Regions from separate parts of the Homo sapiens genome. Here region 2 is linked to region 1. A link is a loop called in an ENCODE intact Hi-C map of the cell type or tissue named here. Cell type or tissue: IMR-90. All regions are shown on one strand. Each heading gives the region's core, and the rest is flanking DNA. Links, peaks and the distances in the headings are about the cores only. Region 1 overlaps NDUFA11 (NADH:ubiquinone oxidoreductase subunit A11). Region 2 overlaps RFX2 (regulatory factor X2).

What was found. A loop is a pair of places that touch in the nucleus more often than their neighbours do. Peaks named below come from ENCODE experiments on the same cell type or tissue, not always from the same donor. Only the 100,000 strongest peaks of a DNase experiment are listed, where the experiment ranks them.
Region 2: it touches region 1 in a loop (12-fold over the local background); 3 of 110 quality-filtered maps call a loop at or near these places.

What each region holds. Positions count from the first base shown.
Region 1 is chr19:5,889,178-5,897,744 of GRCh38, reverse strand. It overlaps NDUFA11 (NADH:ubiquinone oxidoreductase subunit A11), which reads left to right. Exons shown (of 4, transcript NM_175614.5): 2 at 748-840; 3 at 1,170-1,292; 4 at 2,891-3,070. The coding sequence ends at 3,003. Among named protein-coding and RNA genes, the nearest start is that of NDUFA11, 10 kb to the left of the region's middle. RefSeq lists silencers at 4,241-4,441, 5,008-5,067 and an enhancer at 4,683-5,489. In IMR-90, for the core only: a CTCF peak has its summit at 5,023 (motif pointing right); a DNase peak (open chromatin) is centred at 7,944; H3K27ac peaks cover 664 bases.
Region 2 is chr19:6,018,508-6,027,074 of GRCh38, reverse strand. It overlaps RFX2 (regulatory factor X2), which reads left to right. Exons shown (of 18, transcript NM_000635.4): 6 at 838-912. RANBP3-DT (RANBP3 divergent transcript) reads right to left here. Exons shown (of 4, transcript NR_046376.1): 3 at 7,132-7,239; 4 at 6,712-7,025. Among named protein-coding and RNA genes, the nearest start is that of RFX2-AS1, 40 kb to the left of the region's middle. RefSeq lists an enhancer at 8,188-8,567. In IMR-90, for the core only: a CTCF peak has its summit at 4,616 (motif pointing right); DNase peaks (open chromatin) are centred at 3,514 and 4,634; H3K27ac peaks cover 749 bases.

The DNA of each region.
Region 1 (8,567 bases), core at 129-8,128:
GTTCTGGGCCCGGCCCCGGCCCAAGCTCCTCATGCATAGAAGCCAATGTCAGGGGCCAGGCGGCCTGGGAAATGGCAGAGATGGAAAAGCTGACCGGAGTGGCGAGGCTGGGTGGCGGGGGCGGCAGCCAGACAGCCAGGTGTGCAGGACGAGCCCAGGCCCGAGCTGCCAGCAGGAGGGGGTCGAGAGTGGCAAGGAGGAGGCGTTGGCAGCCAGGCAGGGAAGCAGAGCCACTGCCAAGGGGGATTAGGCCCAGGAGCCCCGGGCCCCACAGGAGAATAGAGCCATTGATGGGAACCTGGAGCTGGGGCCCTGGTGCCAGGGCCCGTGGGGGGCGCCGCTGAGCTGGCGGTGTGAGGCTGGAAGCAGCCGCAGAACTGAGGTCTCAGGCCTGTTCTTGTGTCCACCACGTGGATGAGTCTCCGTCTGCCGGCCGGTGCCCTGCCAGGGCCAGCATGGCTGATGGGCGCCCAGCAGGTGCTCTGCAGGAGCCAGTACTGGTCAGGCTTGAGAAAGTGGCCAAGGAAGGCCTGGCGGGGAGTGGGGAAGGAAGTGAGAGGCCCCCCAGTTTTGGAGCAGCAAACCCGAGTTCAAATCCAGCTCTGCCACTCAGCAGCCGGGGACACTATGGGCAAAGAAGGGGGGCATCGTGAGGACTGAGGGAGGGAGACCACCCAGTGGGGTGCCCGGCCAAGCAAGGGCTTAGCAGCAGTGGGGTCTGAACAGCCTCCCTCCTCTGTCTCGCAGGCCTGACCGCCGCTGCCTACAGAGTCACACTCAATCCTCCGGGCACCTTCCTTGAAGGAGTGGCTAAGGTTGGACAATACACGTTCACTGCAGGTGAGCACGCTGGGCTGGGCATGGCTGGGCCCTCTCCTGGCACAGCCCCAGCTCTCAGAGCACATTTGACGGCTGCCTCTTCTCTCTGACTCCCCAGCCCGTGTCCACAGTGCTGGCCATCCGGAGAAAGTGGGGTGTTCCTTTATCAGGAATACATGTAGGGTGGGGAGGCCCAGGAGAACAGCTCCAGGACTGGGGCCAGGAGGCTGCCATGCACAGCGAGCAGCCGACTCGTGGCATCTCTCTCCATCCAGACACTGGCAGTGAGCGCCCAAGAGGCTCCTGCTGTGCCCGTCTCGAGGCCCTTGCTCTTCCCGTCTACCCCGCAGCTGCTGTCGGGGCCGTGTTTGGCCTCACCACCTGCATCAGCGCCCATGTCCGCGAGAAGCCCGACGACCCCCTGAACTACTTCCTCGGTGGCTGCGCCGGAGGCCTGACTCTGGGAGCACGCAGTGAGTGGCCCCCTCCCCACCCCCACCCTCCTCCCAGCCTGGCAGAATGACCCCTGACCTCTGCTCATCCTCCACCCTCTCTGTTCCATCCCGGACAAGAAGTAAAGCAGCCTTCTTGAACACCAGCCATTTCAGTCATAGCGACAGCTGCTGCTGCTGCTTAAGCACCTACTGTGGCCCTCCCTGACCTGCCCTGTCCCCTCCCCACCCTCCCCTCCTCACTCTGCTCCAGCCACACGGGCCTCCTCACTGCTCCTCCCACATGCCAGGTACAGTCCTGCCCCAGGGCCTTTGCATGGGCAGTGCACTGCGTGGAATGCTGTTCCCCTCACTGTCCTGACCACCCTGTGTACAAGCCAGCATCCCCGCCGCCCTCGCTCTGTGCCGCCTTCCTTCTGTGTGCCTTGTCAGAGGACACAGGTCACCAAGGTCACCCCCTGTCTCTGCCACTGGCCTGTGAGTCAGAGAGGAGGATGGATGGAGTCTCGCCCTGCCATCTCTCTCCCTGCACCTGGAGCCCTGCAGGGGAGCTGCCCCCGCAACCTTCACTTTACAGAAAAGGGTATTAGGGCTCAGGGAGGGAATTAAGTGGCCCGAGGTCACCTGGAGGAGCAAGTGGCCTTCTTTGCAGCCATCAGAGGGTGCAGCCCTGGTGGAGAAGGCCACGCTTGGCACAGGGGAGCCCGTCTGGAGCATGAGCCAGACATCACTCCTGCCCTCCCATGGGCCCGGGCTCAGCGTCAGTGCCCGCCTGTGCCCCTGGCCTACCCCCAGCCCGCCAAGGCTCGGGCCCTCAGGGCCAGCGGGAGGAGTGAACGAGCCCTCTTGCAGCTCAGCCGCTCTGGCCTGGCATGTTGGGAGTGATGAATGGCAGGTTCCAGGCAGGCAGAGAGGGAGGGTGCGAGGGCAGGGCGTACGCCGTCACTGCTGTCTCTGCGTCAAGACCTTGGGGAGGCCTTGTCCCTCCCCAGCTCCCACTGGAACTGGTCAGAGGTTGCAGGTGGGTTGAGGTCTTGACTGTAGCCCAGCTCAGGCTGGAACTGCTCCCTGTCCCCAAGCCAGCCTCCCTGTCTCTCTTCAAAGAGTGTGAGTCCCTTTAGGTCCTGGTGTGTGGGGACACACCTCCTTCCTCCTCTGGCCCGGAGGCTTCGGAGCAGGAGAGCCTGGAGAAGTGGGGGCACTGTCGGGGCTCCTCGGTACACAGACCACGGGACAGATGCGTGGCCTGGCCCTGGCATCCATGGGCAAAGGAGAGACTGAGACACACCGATGTGTCACCATGGCCCGGTGCCCAGCCTTGCCCCAGCCCCAGCTGGGGGCAGCACGGTGTCCTCGCAGGGGGAAGTCAGTGTGGGGCGGGATGAGGACCCACAGCCTGGGTTCCTGCTGGGAAGCAACCTGGACTCCGGCCTCCCTCTGTGCATCAGTTTCCACATCTCCAGAGTCTAGGGCCCTCTTCCTGAGTGACTTAATCCCTGAAGAGAGTGTCCTGTCAGGGGTCTCAGTCTGGCTCCCAGGGTGGGCACCGGCCAGGGCGTGGAGCGTCTTGGTCCGGCCGAGCCCCACCCGGGCCTGACATCACCTCCCCACTCCCACAGCGCACAACTACGGGATTGGCGCCGCCGCCTGCGTGTACTTTGGCATAGCGGCCTCCCTGGTCAAGATGGGCCGGCTGGAGGGCTGGGAGGTGTTTGCAAAACCCAAGGTGTGAGCCCTGTGCCTGCCGGGACCTCCAGCCTGCAGAATGCGTCCAGAAATAAATTCTGTGTCTGTGTGTGTGTCAGTGTCCGGAGGGCTTGATGACGGCGACACAGCAGCCGGTGAGGGCGGATCTGGGAGGGAGTGAGGAAGGGAGATAAGATAAGGCCCCCTGCACACGCGCCTGCCTGCCGCCTGCCGTCCCTGCCAAGGGTACCAGCCTGGCCCCACAGAACTGGTAGTGCATCAGGCTGGGGCCATCGGGAGCCCAGGAGGGGAGACGGCTGGGATGCGCCCCAGCCTCTGCTTCCCCCAGTTCCCAGGGCAGGGCAGGAGCGTGCCAGTGACCTGCCAGCAAGTGGAAAATGGGCCCTGCCGCCCACAGCCCTTCCCTCAGCGCTGTGGGCTCTGGTCACAACCCCCCTGCAGATCTTGAGCCATCCTTTCTCTGGGCCTGTCCCCAAAGCCAACAACATGTGGAAAACACGCCCAGGCCCTGTCTCCAAATTCCTGGGCACTGGAGCGGAGAGCCCCGGACAGGCTGGTCCAGCAGCCGTCCCCATCCGGCAGGTCACTCGCAGCCCCTGGGGCTAGGGCAGAGCGGGACAGGACCCCCCTCAGCACCTGGCTGGTGGCAGCGACAAGGGAAAGAATTGCGATCCCTTCCTGCCACCTGTCAGGCCAGTGATTTAGGTGGCCCTGGAATGCTGGCACCACCCCGGGCCCCTTCTCCAGAACTGGCTCATGCTCCCTGGCAGCTGGAGAGGAAGCCTGCAAGCTCCCACATGCTGCGGTGGGCTGCAAATTAGGGCGCTCCAGGCTCCACCCAGGGGAGCGGAGCTGTGCACAGCCCTGGCTGGGATGGATCTGGGCCCTGCTGGTGGGCCGGGGACAGCAGGAACCGGCAGGGCTGGCTATGGCCCTCCTGACCCGTATCCGGCCCCATCTCTTCCCTTTTCTCAAGCCCATCCGCGGGGCCTAGATGTGAAAAGCCAAACTTCACTTTCAGCCTCATATCCTTCTCTGTCCACCCCCGAGTAGTAACTCAGCCTGGAACTCCCGGGCCCAAGCAATCCTCCCACCTCAGCCTCCCGAGTAGCCAGGACTATGGCCACCGCCACTATGCCTGGTTAATTTTTTTAAAAAATGTTGTAGGCTGGGCCTGGTGGTTTGAGCCTGTAATCTCAGCACTTTTGGAGGTTGAGGTGGGAGGATTGCTTGAGGCCAGGAGCTTGGAACCAGCCTGGGCAACGCAGTGAGACCCTGTCTCTACCAAAAATTCGTCTTTTTGAGACATAGTCTTGCTCTGTCTCTCAAGCTGGAGGGCAGTGGCAGGATCATGGCTCACTGGAACCTTGACCTTCCTGGCTTATGCGACTCTCTCATCTCAGCCTCCCTGGTAGCTGGGACTGCAGGTGTGCACCACTACAGCCAGCTAATTGTTTTTATTTTTATTTTTTGTAGAGACAGGATCTCACTGTGTTGTGCAGGCTGGTCTCAAACTCCTGGCCTCGAGCAGTCCTCACACCTCAGCCTCCCAGAGTGCTGGGATTATAGGCATGAGCCACTGTGTACAGAGATTCTGGGTCCCTTCTTCCAGCGCCTGCCTCGAAGTCCTCTCTGGAGAGAGCACAGATGTCCACGCGTGTTCCAGCACAAGGGGGGCATGCAACAGCTCAGGGTCACGTCCACTTCCGGAGCTGGGTGCCCGGGCCTCGGGCTCCCTGAGAAAGGGCGGACACACCCACCCCGCACCCAGAGGGGCAGGGGCCCTGACACCTGTCCAAGCCCTAATAGAGTCATTGTTAAACACTCTGGGTTCGAACCCCAGAACTTGATTCTTTCCTTGTTCTGTCCTCAGAGGACGGCAGCACCCAGGCCTCAGCTTTCCCACCTGGTAAATGGGAATAAGGGCCCCTCAGAGATGCCCCACAAAGAAAGACGATTCCACCTCCCTGCAGGCATCCCATCCACTCACGGGCATCGCATCCACTCGAGGGCACCGGCCTCTGTCTCTACTGCGGCCGGCAGGGGGCAGCGCCCACCACAGCACGGCCTGCTGGGCAGTGTGGACCCGGGCGGTCATCCCCAGGCCCCCAGCCCCGCGGTGACCACAGGCGTCAGATTCCATCCCTTCCTCCGCACTCCAGGCCTTGTCTGTCCCTCATCCCCCTTCCTTCCCATGCATCCTGCCCACCGCAGCCGGGAAGTGATGGCTTCTAGGAATGGGCAATACAGCCCCAAACCTCCAGCCAAGGACACCGAAGGCTGGACAGGAGGAAAGACTAGTCCACGTCCCCACGACGGTCACCCTCAGCCCTGCACCATGGCCGCTTCTGGGACTGGTTCCACGCAGGCCTCCGCCCCCTGCAAGCCCTTCCCCGGCCCTCCAGGCCCGTGTGCGGCCCAAACCCTGTACCAGATCTCTTAGCCCTCTTCCACGGATGCGCGCGCTGAGGCCCACCCTGGGTAGTGGAGCTTGAAATTTAAAGGCCGCACGCCCCTTCGCACCTCCCAGCCCCAGGTGCCTCCCTGTGTTCAAGGGAGCCGACGGCTCAGACCAGGAGCTGTGCTCGCCGCCCACCCAGCCCATTCCGGGCTAGCCGCCAGGGTTGGCGCAGGCCTGCCAGGCGCCCCCACCTCGCCTGCAGGACGGGCCCCCCAGAATGGAACACGAGGGGGTGGTCTCTTGCTGGGCTCCAGGGAACCCCAAAGCCGAGGCCCCCCGGCCCATAAACATTTACTAGGTTGTGGAGGGCTGACGTCACTCCCACCCCACACACAAGAGGGCCCCCGTCTGGAACATCGGTCCCAGCAGGCTCCCTGAGGGGCTGTGGGGGACCCTTCCTGAGTTTACCTTGAACTTCATGGAGCCCTTCCCAGCCCCAGGCAGTCAGGGCTGGAACTGAGGAGGGGCAGAGCCTCCCTGGGGAGCTAGGAGGGCTTCCTAGAGGAGGAGGCGGCACAGCAGAGAGGGCCCAAGGATGAAGAGGCTTTTCCATGTGTACCCAGCGGGAGGCTGGTCCAGGCAGAGCACACAGCAACAGCAGAGGCCTGCTGTGAGGGAGAGCAGTGGGCGATCAGGGGCCTCCTGGTCCAGGAGAGGTGCCTGGGGGCTGCAGGGCACACACTTGCTTCCCGAGAATCCATCCCTGGAGACACATCCCCAGCAGAGACAAGGCTCCAAGAACACCGGCCTGGCCCTGCGCCGTGGCTCAGGCCTGTAATCCCAGTACTTTGGGAGGCCGAGGCTGGGGGATCACTTGAGGTCAGGAGTTTCAGACCACCCTGGCCAACACAGTGAAACCCTGTCTCTACTATACAAAAATAAGCCAGGTGTGGTGGCAGGCACCTGTAATCCCAGCTACTTGGGAGGCTGAGGCATGAGAATCCCTTGAACCTGGGAGGTGGAGGTTGCAGTGAGCCGAGATCATGTCACTGTACTCCAGCCTGGGAGACAGTGAGCGAGACTTTGTATCAAAAATAAATAAATAAATAACGCTGGCCTGGGCTGGCGCTGACCCAGGCCCCGCCGCCGGGGGTCTCTAAGCTCTTGGGTGAGCCAAGAAAACATTCACAAGACAAAAAAAAGGGGGGTGGGGGTGGGGAACATCAAGCTTTTCCCACCTGCCAGGCAGGTGCAGTTGTTATTATTATTTTTGGCTCATTTTAGTCTGCGCAGCCGTGCGTGAGCTCTGTTAGGCATTAGTCCTATTTTACAGATGAGGAAACTGAGGCCCGGGAGGTGACTTCCCAGGGCCTGGCAGTAGCTAAAAGAAGTGTTACTTCTCCTAAGAATAGCTATTGTTTGGAAAATGGCAATTTGTTCCTTTAAGACTTTCTTAGTGGTCTTGGAGATTGGAGCGAAAACACCCCACTAAGGGCTGGGCGCGGTGGCTCACGCCTGTAATCCCAGCACTTTGGGAGGCCGAGGCGGGCGGATCACAAGGTCAGGAGATTGAGACCATCCTGACTAACACGGTGAAACCCTGTCTCTACTAAGAATACAAAAACAGTCTGGCATGGTGGCGGGCGTCTGTAGTCCCAGCTACTCGGGAGGCTGAGGCACGAGAATGGCGTGAACCCGGGAGGCGGAGCTTGCAGTGAGCCAAGATCACGCCACTGCACTCCAGCTTGGGCGACAGAGTGAGACTCCGTCTCAAAAAAAAAAAAAAAGAAAATACCTCACTGAGAAAGGAAGGTGTTTTCGCTGCCAACTTGAGCACAACTGTACTCCTTTAAACTTGTGTTGAGTGTGGGCTGTGGGCTCCTATAAATGTGTTTGACATGATTGGGGTGGGACACAGCTGAGAAGACCCCACGGGGCTGATGTGTGCCCCTCCTGGGACTGAAGAGCTGCTCCCGCCCTCCCCGCATCTCGAGCCCCTTTGCCTTCAGAATCTGTCCCAGATCTGCCTCTAGTCTGATTCCATCATCACGACAAGCGTAGTCCCCTCTGCCCTGGTCACCCGGCTACCCCCTGAGCCAGAAGGCGCCTGTGAGCCCCTAAGTCAGGTCCCGCCCCTCCCCTGCCCACAGTCCTCCATGGCTCCCACCCCACTTGGGGGAAAAGCCCAAATCCTCTCTACAGCCCACTATGCCCTGTGTGTCCCGACCCCTCCTCTCCCTCCCCTCCCTCTCCTCCCCTCCCCTCTTCACTGCTCCAGCCCCACCAGCCTCCTCACTCTTCCTCCAAAACCCCTGGCACAGTCCTGCCCTAGGGCCTTTGCATAGTCCATACCCTCTGCCTGCAATGCCTGTCCCCTAGATGTCCCCAAGCTCACCCCTCACCTCCTTCAATTCTCAGCTCACAAGCCACCTCCTCATCCCCCGTCCCCAGGCCACCAGCACTCCACACTCATTTGCCTTCTAGTTTTGCCCGTAGCCCCTGCCAGTTTCTAAGTCCCACGTCACCATCACGTGTGTTATTTATGTGCACCTCCTTGAGGACTGGGACGTATCCTGGCTGTTATATCCTCTGCCTACACCCCGGCACCCAGCCGAGGAACGCAGCAGGGCTCCAGAACTATGTGTGGAATGAATGAATGGATAAACAAATGAATGAATCTCCAGGTCTGCAAAGGGTAGGAGGTCCAGAGGTGGGGCCTGAGAACCACTTGGGGGTGGCTGTGCACCCTGCCTGGCCCTGCTTTGCTGCCTGGGTGGTATAGGCTCTCGGAGGGGGATCAGGGTCCTTCTCACTCTCCCCACATGAGATGATGGCTGCAGTGGAGTGCGGGAAGGCACGGGAAGAGAAGCCCTCCAGACCCGGGGGCAAGACTCAGAGTTCATTCAGCAAACAGTCATGTGCAGTATAACAGCATTTCGGTCACTGACGGACCACATATGTGAAGGGAGTCCCATGAGACTTTTTTTTTTTTTTTTTTTTTGACACTGAGTCTCTGCCGCCTAGGGGTTCAAGCGATTCTCCAGCCTCAGCCTCCCGAGTATCTGGGATTACAGGTGCCCACCACCACACTCAGTTAATTTGTTGTTTTTTGTTTTTGTTTTTGTTTCTTTTTTTTTCTTTTCTTTTTTTTTGTTTAGTTTGGTTTTTTGAGACAGAGTCTTGCTCTC
Region 2 (8,567 bases), core at 280-8,279, 130 kb before region 1:
TTTACGTCGCTGTTTTCCGTGTGCGAGTCTAGGACAAACCAAATGCGTGCGAATGCCTTAGTGGCCACGCACAGCTGTGTGCCTCCTCCATCGCGTGGACCTGCCGCCCACCTCCCTCCCCACCTCCATCAGGTCCTTCAGGATCCAACTCAAAAGCCCCTTCCTCCAGGAAGTTCTGCTGTTAGCTGCCCAACTCTTTCTTCCAAAACTCTTTTCTCTTTTCCAAAAATCTTCTTCGCACAGCTCCCACTGGGTAAACATTCGCCAGACAGTGTCCAGTGGCCCTGGATCCTACGGCCTCCTGGTGGCAGGGTCTGAGTCTTTGGCCTCGCTGCTATTTTCCCAAAGCCTCCAGCAGCGGGGAGACCCTGGGATTTGCGACAGGACAGCCTGGCTGGGGAGTCAAGGCTGCCATCTCTCCTTGCTTTCATTCTGGTTCCCCATCGATGTGGCGTGGGGAAAGGAGCAGGTGACTATGATGCTGGCTTGGCTGACACTGGAATGGATGCAGTGGCTGCATATTAATGCTACGGCGTGCACACACATATGCCAGGTTAAAGTTCAGTAGCAAGTTTTTACAACATGATTTCTGCTGCTTCTGTTGGACGGGCTCTCGGGCTTACCTACGTGTGCGAAGCAACACTCCCTACCGCAGCTTTCATGCACAATTTAACTCACCCCCGCCCTGCCTGCGTGGAGCCTCATTTTTATTTTGTAGGAGCTCGAATCATTATTTGGATATTAATAAAAACAAATCTTGGCTGATGCTAACCATCTGATTTCCTTTTTTTTTTTTTCCATTTTGTTTTGTTTTGTTTCTGCACACATTTTCTTTAGCTTGAAATGGCGATTGAAAACCTCCAAAAAAGCGAAGGAATCACATCACACAAAAGCGGTTTACTCAACAGCCATGTAAGTGTGCGTCTGACCTGGCAACCTGTCCCTGCTCTGCTTGTAACCTGCATAGACATTTTTAAGACAAATGAAGGCAACCAGGTGCGGTGGCTCACACCTGTAATCCCAGCACTTTGGGAGGCCAAGGCGGGTGGATCACTTGAAGTCAGGAGTTTGAGACCAGCCTGGCCAACATGGTGAAACCCCGTCTCTATTAAAATAGAAAAATTAGCTGGGCATGGTGGTGGGCGCCTGTAATCCCAGCTACTTGGGAGGCTGAGGCAGGAGAATCGCTTGAACCCGGGAGGCAGAGGTTGCAGTGAGCCGAGATCACGCCACTGCAGTCCAGCCTGGGCAACAGAGTGAGACTCCATCTCAAAAAAAAAAAAAAAAAAAGAAGAAGACAATAAAATGACACCTTTAAAGTGTCATTTGTGAAAGGTGGTTGAGGGGAAGCCAATCTAGAATCCTACATCCAGCAAAAAATACCCTTCAGCAATGAAGGAGAAATCAAGACAGATTCTTTATTTGTAAAAGGTAGATAATAACAACACCTACCTCCTCGGGTTGTCATAGGGAGTAAATTATTTAATGTACGTAAAATACTTTCAACAATACCTGGCAGGTGATAAGCAGTATAGTTATATATGAAAAATAAAAACAATACAAAAATCAGCAACAGCAACAAAAAAGAGAGAAAATGACATAGGATCGGGAATGCCTTAGACTCTTAGCTAATTTTCTTGGGATCCTCTCTTGGAAAGAAACAGTAATTTGAGAAAAGCATAAAGCAGCTAATTCATACAGATTTTAGCGTCTAGGATTTTTCTCCTCCCCTTGTCTCTTGGGAGAAGACCGTGATCACAGTCCCCATGACAGGAGGTTGGGGGCATCTCAGCTCTGCACAGCCCTGTAGCAGGATGGGACTGGGGGACGTGGCAGGCTCCGTCTTTATTTCCAGGGACAACAGAGAAGGAAAGCTCTGGCCCCCTCAGACTCATCGCTTTCACTTCTCCCCAAACGCTCTTGATTCGGTTTTGCACATAGCTGGAAATGTGTTCGGCATCTTAACACTGGGACGGGCCATCGAAGTCAGAATGTCCTTCTAGTAGTTGCTCTCTAGCACTTAAACTGGGCTCTGACATTCTCTTGAGAATTCAGACATCAGAGAAGAAGTCCCCTTCAGTGGACCCCAGTCATCACCGTGATCCCGTCCTGACTCCCGTCCTCACCGTGATCCCGTCCTGACTCCCGTCCTCACCGTGATCCCGTCCTGACTCCCGTCCTCACCGTGATCCCGTCCTCACTCCCGTCCTCACCGTGATCCCGTCCTCACTCCCGTCCTCACCGTGATCCCGTCCTCACTCCCGTCCTCACCGTGATCCCGTCCTCACTCCCGTCCTCACCGTGATCCCGTCCTCACTCCCGTCCTCACCGTGATCCCGTCCTCACTCCCGTCCTCACTGTGATTCCATCCTGACTTCTGTGCTGGCCGATGTGTAAAATGAGGCGTTATCAAAAGGCAGTGAGTGATTCTGGGGGCAGAAAGTGATGTAGGACAGGTCCAGAAACCTGGGTTATGGGTTAGGTACAGGTGTGGTCACCTGCTCACCGCAGCCCCTGACGAGGCCTCTGCCCTTTGCCTCAGGGGGCTGGTCACTAGAAGAAATGGCAGAAATATTTCCTTCTGCCGATTGTCTTGAAGCAAAAAAGACAAAACAAAACAAACACCATGCCAGACCCCTGCTCAGTGCCCCGCCCCTCTCCAGGCTGGGTAGGACATGGTCATCCTGTCATCTGTCACTGCTGGATGACATCCTCCCTGTAGATGAACTCAGGGAGAAGGGAGTCTTCCACACGTGCTTGGAGAGAGGATCTCCCCAGCCCCCAGTCTTAAACTCAGAGCACATACATGGGAAAATGTGCAGAATACCATTCCCCATTCAGCAAGGATCAGGCCATCTTCAGCCTGAACGCAAACCCATGCGGGTCCAGGGTATCAGCCCTGGGCGAGAGGGCTGCGTGACCCAGGCAGGATGGGGGTGCAGAGCCTGGACAGGCAGCAAGTCCACGGGAGAGTTAAAATGTCTATGGGAAAATGGGCTGGGCACGGTGGCTCACGCCTGTAATCCCAGCAGTTTGGGAGACCAAGGCGGGTGTACCACTTGAGGTCAGGAGTTCCAGACCAGCCTGACCAACATGACGAAACCCCATCTCTACCAAAAATACAAATATTAGCCGGGCGTGGTGGCACATGCCTGTAGTCCCAGCTACTCTGGAGGCTGAGACAGGAGAATCGCTTGAACCTGGGAGACGGAGGTTGCAGTGAGCTGAGATTGCGCCACTGCACTCCAGCCTGGGAGACAGAGCGAGACTCCATCTCAAAAAAAAAAAAGAAAAAATGTCTATGGGAAAATGCATGAGCCGCTTGTCTCTGGCTGCTGGGATCCTTCCTGCTTTCTAACACTTCATCCGAAAGGCAGACTTTCTCAGGTCGCTTCCCCGATGAAGATTCGTATTCCCGAGCTGAAGGTAAAATCTCTCGTTTCTTTTACTCACTGATGATTCGCTGTTGAGTTGTTTCCTTCTGTCATGAGCTGTGATCAGTAAGATTCCGGGCTTGGTGACTCGAAGCAAAGGAAGTAAAATAAGATCTTTCTAAAAAGTTCACCACACACACGGGCAGAATAAACTTAGATCTTGTTTTGGCAAATGTGAGAGCCAGAGAGGAAGAGAGGAGTTAAAGCACGTGATCTGCTGATGGACGGGGTGACGTGCCCTTGCAACGATTGTCCCCAGGGCTGCCTGTGGCTGAGACTGAGGTCGTGGTGGGCAGCGGCCTTCTGCAGGTCAGGCGGGGGCACAGCCACAGTGCCACCTCCCCTGCCAGCCTGACCCTGTGGCAGATAAGCCAAGTGTGTGGGAGCAGCTGGGCCCTGGAGACCCATTTTCCCAGTGGCCTCCCAGACCTCCCTTCTCAGACAGCCCCAGGCAGGTCGCCCCAGCAGCAGGGCCTGTGCGCCTCTTCCTTGCTGCCAGCTGGTGACGTCAGACCACCGTCTACCGTGTGCAGGGTTCTGGCCAGGTCAGTGCCGAACATAGGGAGTAAAAAAGGAGGAAAAGTCACTCCAGGGAGCTTAGCATTTGAGGGCAGAAGGTGGAAGACGTGGGAAACCCACCTAGGGAACCCCTCACAGACATCTCTGAGCGGAGCTGGCCACGTGTTCCGCGGAGCTGGTTCCCTCCTCTGCGCTGTCTCAGGAGGGAAGGTGTATTCAGGTGCTGGGAGCCTGGTAAAACGAGACAGCATTGTCCAGACCCAGCCGGTCAACAGGAGCTTCCCAGGCCTCCCCTCTAGGGGCTTGGACCCAGGGGGTCTGCAGGGCCTGGAGGTCTGCACATTGGAAGAACCTTCCAGCCAGCTGATGGTCAGCCTGGCGTGGAAACTCCCAGGGAGGAGGAGGCCCCCTAGCAGTGTCCAAACTGGAAAAGGGCATGATATGGCGCCGTGAAAATGGGGATTAGCTCTTCCAGAGGGAAGGGGACGGAGCCGGGGCTGGGGATGAAACATGTCTTCACCCGACCGGGTGTGGCAGGCCACCGACTTGAGCAGAAGAGGCGGCCTCAGCCCCTGGGGGCCACCGGGCTGCCCTCAGGCTACCAGCCGACCGGGACCCCGTAGCAGGTTCACCGAGTCTCTGTCACCATGAGGTGGCGCTGTCTGCTAAAGTAAACACATCACTTGCACACCCTGCGGGAGAGAGCTGCGTGTGGAAGAGTCGTATTTGGGTTATGTGACTTTTTGCTTTGAAATCAAGAAACACACATTGTCAAAGGTCATTTAGCCTTCAGCTGGTGACCTGTGTAGCCTGGCACGATGGCCGTGCTGTCCTGCAGGCCACAGTGGGGTTGCTAGAGCCGGCAGCTCCTCAGAAGGGGCCTCTGTCCAGAAGTGCCGCTGTTTTCCCTTGGAATTCCTGCCTGCCTCGGATTAGTGTCTTAGCTCAGTGCGTGGCCTCCACCCTCAACAACCCCTGCGCCTCCCACAACCCCTGCGCCTCCCGCCCACGGTCCCATCTGAGGCAGGGGCAGCCAATCTTCCAGGCGCTCGGCCCCCAACCCCACTGCGTCCTCGCCTCCTTGCTCCTCTCATGCCCACCCCCAGATGCTCTTCAACCTCACCTTCAAGAAAGATCCAGAACCAGGTGGCACCCCCCACCTCCTCCACTTCGACTACTTCCCGAGCCGCCACTGTCCCTGTGGATTCTTTCGGCCACCTCCTAGCCAGCCGTCAGCACCCACCCCTACCCAGCCTCCAGCCCCTTCTCACAGCAGCCACCAGAGTGATCCTGCTAAAACCCAGGTCAGATCGCCACACTGCTCTGCTTGGAAGCCTCCAGGGCTCCCCTTGGCCCTCCAAGTAGAACCGAGTGTTGTCAAAATGGCCCACAAGGCCCTGCAGGACCCGCTCTCTCCCACTCCTCACTGTGCTCCAGCCACACGGGCCTCCTCGCTATTCCTCCAATGCACCAGGCTCGGACCTGCCCCAGGGCCTTTGCACTGTGGGGCCCTCTGCCTGAAGCTCTCTTCCCCAGGCTCCCCCTCACCTCCTCTGAGTCTTCACTCAGTGGGCACTTTCTCAGTGAGCCCTGCCTGACACCCCCACCCCACCTCAACTTACTATACCGTTGCAGTCCTCCCTCCAGTCCCTCCGTGGCGGCGACCCCATCCCCTTTCCCAGGTGAATTTCTCTGACGGCACTCGGCATCAGCCCTCATTCGGTTCATTTTACTTATTTATTGTGGGTCTCTGCCAGACAAGAACGGACGCTTCCAGGGGGCAGGGGTTTTTGTCTTTTATTCGCCGTTGCATCCCCAGCACCTAAACAAGGCCTGGCATAGAGCCAGCTCTCGTAAATATTTGTGGAATGGGTGAAAAGGTGGATGTTCCAAGTCGGATTATGTCAACACAGGGCACACCTGGACGGTTGGAATAGCTGCCCGAGCTGCTAGTGTATGGCCCGGTGAGACTCTAACTCACCACCAGGAGCCAGTGTCAGGCAAATTTGCCCCCAGGAATAGAAACAAGTATCTTAGGAGACAAAGGGGGCCAGGTAGGTGGGCATGATCCCTGCCTTCCCACCGGCAGGTGAGGATATCTGTCCACAGGGGCTGTGCCTGCAAAGAGCCCAGAACCACAGGCCTTTGTTGGGGGGCCGGGGAGAGGGAGGCGCTGGCATTTCGGGATTTTTTTTCCTTAAAAGGAATGATTTGATCCATTTCATCAAGAAGTGTGCTGTCCTGACAGATTGTGGCAAATGTGGGTACACATGTACATTTCCTTGGAAAGCGTTCTGCTTATTTGTGTTTGATATTGACACAGAAAGAATGCAAATATCAGCAGACAAAGCAGACTGCAGAACATGCCCAAACCAGAAAGGTGACTCCGTCCAGCTGCTGCCTTTCCTGGCATGAAGGTACCCGAGCCCTCAAGAGCAGGGGAGGTGGGCGAGTGTGGTTGGAGCGGCTGGACCCTCGTGGTCGGTTTCACGGAACTGACCTGTGATGCTTGCCGCAGTCTGACGTGCCGCCAGGTGTGGGCTCCAGCACCGAGGGATGGGAAGGCCCGGTGCATAAGTGGCTCCCAGCCTGCTGGTGAGGCGTAGACCCTGAACAGAGTCTGCAAGCCATACTTCGGTTCTAACCCCATTCTCCTCCCAGAAGTTCATCAACACAGAAGAGGGAGGAAATAGACGCGACTGTTCCAGCCGCTTCAGTCTTCTCTGTGGTTTCTTGATGTTGAGCAAGAAGGACTTGCTGTCAAGACAACTATGCATCCTTTTAGTGTCAATGTCAACGTAATTACCCAAGCAAAGGATTCTACTCTTAAATAGCCTGGGGGTTCGGGGGTAAACAGCAGAAGGATCATCTGTTCCAAAACTTTCTTTTTATGTGTGAGCCAGTATGTCCTCCTGGTGGATGGAGTCTTATACTCTAACCTCTCAGGACTCCTAGTCCAGTGCTCCTTCCAGCTCACCGCCCGCAAAATCTGGCCTCACAGTTTTAGCCTGAAAATCCGCATCGTCATTTGGCTCCTTGAGATGTGGTGTCACTGGCCTTGGCTCCTGCTGCCTGTGGAGGACAGTCTAAGAAGTGGCACCTGTGCCCCCAGCCTCAGAATGACCAAGGGAAGCCTCTGGCTTCTTCACCCAGACACCCTCTGTTGCTCCCCATCTACCTCCTTGGACAGTCTTTCTCTGCTGCCAGGCTTGAGACATCTCCAGGATCCTGCAGATGCTCACATGGGCAAACCTGGCTCCGTCTCCACCCTCAGGGAGAGCATAGTCTGCGGGGAACAGGCGATAAATCAATCAGCACACATGACAAATCCGGACGGTGAAGCCACTGGGAAGAAAAGCTTCAGGGCCCACACTGCAGCTCCCGACTGTCATCCCAACACTTCTGGAAGCTGAGGCAGGAGGATCACTTGAGCCCGGGAGTTGGAGGCTGCATGAGCCATGATTGCACCACTGCGCTCCAGCCTGGGGTGGTGACAGGATGAGACCCTATCTCTAAATATATATATATATATATATCCCTGTCTCTAAAAAAAAAAAAAAGTATATAAAAGTATATACACACACACACACACACACACACACACACACATACTCACACACTAACTTCAACATCAAGGTTGTGGTTCATAGTATTCATAGCATTAAATACAGGGAAGACTCCGGAGCTCTTAAGCTCTTAAGGGTCCAAGCACTCTGCCAGAGCCGGACTTTGGAGGAGAAAAAAGCAACACTGCCTCCATTGTATTGGAAAAAGTCCAGTCCAGAAAGTCGGAAGATGAAGGGTGTGAATGACTTGATGGAAAGTGAAAACTCTGATGTCCCTTTTCCCAAAGAGGCAAGTGAGGAAGAGATGAAGTCTCCACTCCGGGCCCTTCTCAGGGTCCTTTGTTTTAACTGCCCCTTATTCAAAGGACAAGAGGGCGGGGGTCCCTCCCTGTGGTTATGGGCACAGCCAAGCACATGGCACCCAATGCTGGACGGATGAAATTGGCACCTGCTAACGATGGCAACTGCTAACGATCACCTGCACTCATGGCGGGGGGGTGGGGGACACTGCACTTCACACAGGGCCCTGCAGGCGGCAGGAGGCAGACTTTGTGGTAGCAAGAGGGCGAGGGGTCCCTGGTGCTGAGGAGGAGGTGATAGGCTACTTGAGTGATTCAGGGGCGGCCAGGGAACCGGAATCCAAGCTCAGGGATTGTGGCAGGAACCACTCCTGTCCCTTTGGTAAGGAGGGATGTTTGGCCACGGGACTTACCTGCAGGAGCAGAGCTGGAGGGGAGCTTGTGGTCAGGAGGTCTGAAGCCCTCCTGGCTTGCCCCAGAGGCAGGACGTGAGGTTGGACCCACACTTCGAGGCTTACGCTTTGCTCCTCTTCATCCTCAACACCCACGTGGGCAGTGCCCCTGCTGGGTGACTGACTCTTCCCACCCCTTGGAGGTTTTGTCCTCAGCTCTTTGGTTCCAAAGTAACACATCTGGTCCCAATCTCTACCCTGAACTCCAGCCCAAGACTTAACTTCCCCCTTCCTAAAATGGAACTCAGCCCCGCAGCTCACCTGCAATTCGGCTTAAGAGACCTCCGCGTTCAGGCC